2 separate regions of the Homo sapiens genome follow, and region 2 is linked to region 1. The links are chromatin loops, found by intact Hi-C in ENCODE. Cell type or tissue: endothelial cell of umbilical vein. All regions are shown on one strand. Each heading gives the region's core, and the rest is flanking DNA. Links, peaks and the distances in the headings are about the cores only.

Region 1 (2,931 bases), core at 131-2,630:
ATACATAATCTGCATAGACAGCTGGAGGAGGAGTTTCACACTGGAGGTAGGTTCACTGGATGATGATGATTATTTTTTGTAAAGTACACAGAACATAAAATTGACATTTTAACCATTTTTAAGTGTATAGTTCAGTGGTGTTAAGTACATTCACGTTGTTGTGCAACCCTCACCACCATCCAACTCCAGAACTTTTCATTATTCCAAACTGAAACTCAGTACCCATTGAAGAGTAACTCTCCATTCTCTCACCCCTAGCCCCTGGCAAGTACCATTCCACTTTCTGTCTCTGAATTTGACTACTGTAGGTACCTCATATAAGTGGGATCATACAGTATTTGTCTTTTTGTGATTGGCTTATTTTGTGTAGCATAATGTCTTCAAGATTCATTTATATTGCAGTATATGTCAGAATTGTATTCGTTTTTCAGACTAAATAATATTCCATTGTATGTATATACCACATTTTGTTTACCCATTCATCTGTTGATGAACAGTTAGGTTGCTTCCATGTTTTAGCTCTTGTGAATAAAGCTGACTGGGTGCGGTGGCTCATGCCTATAAAACAACACTTTGGGATGCCAAGGCAGGCAGATTACTTTATAGCCTAGGAGTTGGAAACCAGCCTGGGCAACACAGCGAAACCCCTTTGCTATAACAACTATAACAACAACAACAACAGCAAATTAGCCAGGCATGCTGGTGTGTGCCTGTTGTCCTAGCTACTCAGGAGGCTGAGATGGGAGGATCGCTTAAGCCTGGAGAGGTCGAGGCTGCAGTGAGCTGTGCTTGTGCCACTGTACTCCAGCCTGGGTGACAGAATGAGACCCTGTCTCAATAAATAAATAAATATGCTGCAATGAACACAGGTGTACAAATATCTCTTAGAGACTTTCAACTCTCTTGGGTGTATACCAAGTAGTGAAATTGCTGGATCATATGGTAATTCTGTGTGTAATTTTTTGAGGAACTGTTATCCAATTTTCCACAGGCTGTGTCATTTTACATTTCCACCAGCTAAACACAAGGGTTCCAGTTCCTTTACATCCTCACTAATACCTGTTATTTTCTGGAGGTTTTTTTTTTGTTTTTTAATAATAGCCATCCTGATGGATGTAAAATGGTATCTCATTGTACCCTAGGATTTATTTTGTTAGGCCGGGTGTGTAAATTTGCACAAAGTTTTATAAAAATTAGATTTAGTTGGCAATACTGAAGATCAGAAGCACACAGGTAAAATTTCACATTTCTGTCTTCTCATGAAAAATCAAATGACCTGGTGGGCACTGCACTCTAATTCTTGCATAGATATTATTGTCTAGAGATGAATGGCTGCTGCCCCTTCTGGATATGGTGGGAGGTACACTCTAAGTTTTCTGCAGATCCCACCACTCCTTATTGCAACCCTCTTTCACACCCCAGATGATCACTTATTTAACTGGCTAAGCTTAGAAGCATTCGAATTTGCAACCAGTTTCTGACTTAAAAAGTATTAAAGATAAGATGGTCTTGTGAAATGTTAAATGTAGAACATTGAGTAGGAATATTTTTTTTCCAGGATTACTCTTCTCAAGAGTGAAGAATAAAATTTATTTGAAAGAAAAGTTGGAAAACTATAGCAATAGAAAAAGATATATAAAAAGATATATATGTATGTGTATATATATATACATTTATATCTTTTTATATACACACATATATCCTTTTATGCATAATATGCTCAACATTTACTATATACATACATATATAATATGCTCAACATTTAATCCACAAAAAATATTTGCTGGGCACCTAAATGTACCAGGTATTGTTGTAAGCACTTGAAAGATATCACGGAACAAAATAAGCATGAACCTTTGTCCTATCTTTGTAACACTTATATTCTAGTTGAAGGAGGGGTGCACAAAATAAACCATAAGCATAATTAAATAAGCAAATTATATTATATATTAAGTTTAAAAAGCAGGACACAAATTAGTAATTATAGTTAATATGCCAGGTAAAAACATACGTCTTTTAAAATGTAAAATAGTCAAAAATCTTAATAATTATATAGTTTTAAGATTTTATATCTTTTTGTATTCCAAAATTGTATTTGCATTGTTTTAATTCGGCGATTTAAAAATAAATTTAAATTTTTGTGGAAAATTAAAAAAAAAGTAGTTCATTCAGTTGTTGGGCACTAATTTTTTCACAAGAGGCTAAAAATAAATAAATGGTGTTCGGCCATCTGGTGCCCCAAATTCAGAGGTAGAGATTTTGCTTCTGCGTCCAAATTCGTGAATTTTTTTTCTATACTTAAAACAATACAAAGATTGATATCAAACTTGAACTTTAGGAAAACCTTATCTCCCAGAAACAGGAATCCTCAGGGCTTAGAGCAGGCATTCTATTTTTCCAGGGGTAAAACACATAATCTTAAATCCACATTTATTTGGGTTGAATATCTTTAATATTGATAAAAATGCTGATTTAGGAGCCACTCTTGGCATATATGTGTTTCCTTATTTTTCAACTAAACTTTATAATGCCTCCACCTTTAAATCTTTCTGAAAAACATTTCTATTGATGTATAAGTATATATATGTACATATACAGCTATGTATATATACACACATGCTATACATTAAATATATACACATAAACATATGTAATTTGATGAAGTTCTGCAAACAGAACATACCTGTTAAACCAATGCTAGATAAACAAAGGGAACATTTACAGTTCCCGAAAAAGCCCCCTACTGTCTCTTTCCAATCACCAAGCCCCCAAGGCTAATCACTTTCTGAATTTTTAACAGCACACTTTAGCTTTGGTTGTTTTGTGCTTTATGTAAATGGAAGCATAGAATGCCTCCGTCTGATGATGTGATTTATTGGAACCATATGTGGAAAGCTCAGAATTACAAAATTGTTTATATTCAGCTTCACT
Region 2 (2,931 bases), core at 236-2,735, 200 kb before region 1:
ACCGTGTTAGCCAGGATGGTCTCGATCTCCTGACCTCATGATCCGCCTGCCTCGGCCTCCCATAGTGCTGGGATTACAGGCGTGAGCCACCGCACCCGGCCTAACGATTTCTTTTCTCTAGTTTACTTTAAGAATCTGGTTTATTATACATATAACATGCAAAATACGTGTTAATTGACTATGATCATTAAGGCTTCTAGTCAACAGCAGGCTATTAGTAGTTAAGTTTTAGGGGAGTCAAAAGTTACACGCAAATTTTCAAATGCTTGAGGGTTGACTTGCCTCACCTCTGTGTTGTTCAAGGGTTAACTGTAATCATTTTTGAATGTAAGGACTCAAGTTATTCAAACTGAGAGCCATGTAGTTCCTGAAACACCCCTACCTTACTCCCAGTCTATCAGTCCCTCCTACACTCTTTCTTACCTACGCGGCCTAGAATATCTAAAGTCTTTTCATGAGTACCCTACATTTTCCAGTATCATTTACCTGGGGGTAAAAGTAGATAGTTGCCCTTGGTATACACTAGGATTGGTCCCAGGACCCCGTAGATCCCCAAATCATTTGATGCTCAAGTCTCTTATATAAAATGGTGCATACAGTATTTGCATATAACCTACACACATCCTCCCATATACTTTAAATCATCTCTAGATTACTTTTATGACTAATATAAATAGTTGTTATATTATTTTTAATTTGTATTATTTTTTACAGTTTTTATTTTTTCAAAAATTTTCAATCTCTAGTTGGCTGAATCTGAGGATGAGGAATCCACATATAAGGAGGGCTGGTTGTAATAAGGGGGGAAAGATGATAATTTGAGAGAAGTCATGCTTTAATTTTCTTTAAGTAGAAAACTGAGAGTAAGGCGAGGTTGAAGGGGAGTGACAAGGGATATAAGAAGACTTAAGGAGGTTTAGATAATAATTAAGTTAATGAGAAAACTGACAAAGACGACTAAGATTGATAGGCAGTTCTGAGAAACTGGTTGAGATTTGAGACCATGAATTTATAGGGACACCAATCTGCATAATGAGTGATTTTTCATTTTTTCCTGTAGCAATTATCAACTCAAATATAGAAGCTCTTTGGTTATTTCATTATAAATGCTTTATTTAGGCTATTTAATCCACTTTGTTTTAACTATCATCTATAAATAGATGACTACATCAAGATCCAGATTCCGAAACTCAGCTGTGAATTAGACATTTCCTGGATGTGCCACAGACAGCATCATTCAACATGTCACAAAGAGAACTCATCAACACAAGGATCATTCTAATCCTTATGATGCTTCAGAAAGAAAGAGGGGGCAAGAGCAAAACCAAGAAATGATGTCACTGACCATGGTGAAGAACCTCCAAAACTTTGCTCTTCCATAAAAGCAACAAAAACCTATGGGAAAAAAACTGTCAAAAGCAACCATTTCAGATTCTGGCAATTAATCAAGGCTTGCAGCAATCCATGGAAGTGTTTATTCAAGAAAAATGGCTGAATTTCTGTAAGAACAGCAAGCTTTGTAGTATTTTAACTTACTAGTCTCATTTTCCACTCCCCACCTCTGTGGCAGCCTTGAAAAATAACAGCCTGAATTCTTGGCACCATCTGGCAGCCACTAGAGGGGGTGGAACACAGCTGAGGCTCTTTCAAAGCCTAATTCCCAAATAATCATTCCCTGAAGACTCCACTTATAAAACTGTCATATTTAATCTGACTCTGTGAAGTAGCCCCATGAGAAATGCCTTCTCCCAGATGTAAGGCAGGGCATGTGTTTGTCTAAAACAATTAGAAGCAAGTATTTTAACTTCATGGATGCCCAAGACAGGGGATAATAATTGGGACAAACAATAGACTAACCAAAAGGCTTTAAAGGAAAAGCTAGCTGAGAGCTAAGAGATTCAGAAGAGCTTTAAAAACCTGTGACATATACACAGGAATCTAGAAGGTCATACATGTTTAGAAGGTCACACACGTTTAGTGCTGTGAGCCTGCTCAGAATAGCATGAGAAGGCCCTAACTAATCTGTGCCTAATCCTGAGGCTCTAGGTAAGCAGAAAGTGAAGGCTAAGGCAGAGATGTCAAATGACTGGCTGAGTGCTGAAGGCAAGCTGCAACATGCACACAGAACCTTTCAGCACAGGCTGAGAGACTCATTAGTTCCAAGGTGTTTAAAGAAAGAATATTTGAAAAATAGGTAAAAACTTCCCCAATTTGAAAAAAAAATAAATAAATAATAATCTGCATATCCAAGAAGCTCAATGAACTCCGAGTAGGTTAAATGCAGAGAGTCACATCGAGTCACATTATAATCAAACTGCTGAAAGACAAAGACAAAGAGAAAATCTAGAAAGCAGCAAGAGTAACTACATTTAGAGCCTTGGAAGACAATTAGCCTCTTGAGCCTTCAGTTTACTTATTTATGAAATGATGGGGTTGCACAAAATAATTTTCAGGAGTCCCTTTGGCTCTAAATCCTATTATCCTTGGCAGAGTTAACAGAAGTGTTTGCCTGATACTGAGGCATGCACATGAGGCTTAACAGAAAACTGTTCTGAATTCTTAAAATATAAAATAGTAAATCTCTCTCCCTTTTTACACTGTAGTCTCTCAAAATGAGTTTGTCTCCACTTTTTTAACATTTATGTTTTAATTTATATACAGTAAAATTCATTTTTTTGGTATAGAGTTCTATGAGTTTTGACAAATGCATTCAGTCACATAATCGCCACCAAAATAAACACACAGAAGAGTTGCTATCACTTCCAAAAATTCCTTTGTAGTGTCTCTTTGTAGTTGAACTCTCCCTCCTCCTTGCTTATGCCCTAGAAAACACAAATCTGTTCTCTGTCCTTATAGTTTTGATTTTTCCAGAATATCACATAAATGATATCATATATTATGCAGTCTTTTGATTCTGAAATCTTTCACTTA

The links. Hi-C counts contacts between places; a loop is a spot of excess contacts. Peaks named below come from ENCODE experiments on the same cell type or tissue, not always from the same donor. Only the 100,000 strongest peaks of a DNase experiment are listed, where the experiment ranks them.
Region 2: a loop joins it to region 1, with 7 times the contacts of the local background. A loop is called at or near these places in 4 of 110 quality-filtered maps.

What each region holds. Positions count from the first base shown.
Region 1 is chr7:21,299,275-21,302,205 of GRCh38, reverse strand. No RefSeq gene overlaps it. Among named protein-coding and RNA genes, the nearest start is that of SP4, 130 kb to the left of the region's middle. In endothelial cell of umbilical vein, for the core only: a CTCF peak has its summit at 1,338; no DNase peak of the experiment used is centred there.
Region 2 is chr7:21,495,974-21,498,904 of GRCh38, reverse strand. The region is part of intron 5 of SP4 (Sp4 transcription factor); the gene reads right to left. Among named protein-coding and RNA genes, the nearest start is that of MIR1183, 26 kb to the right of the region's middle. In endothelial cell of umbilical vein, for the core only: a CTCF peak has its summit at 1,623; no DNase peak of the experiment used is centred there.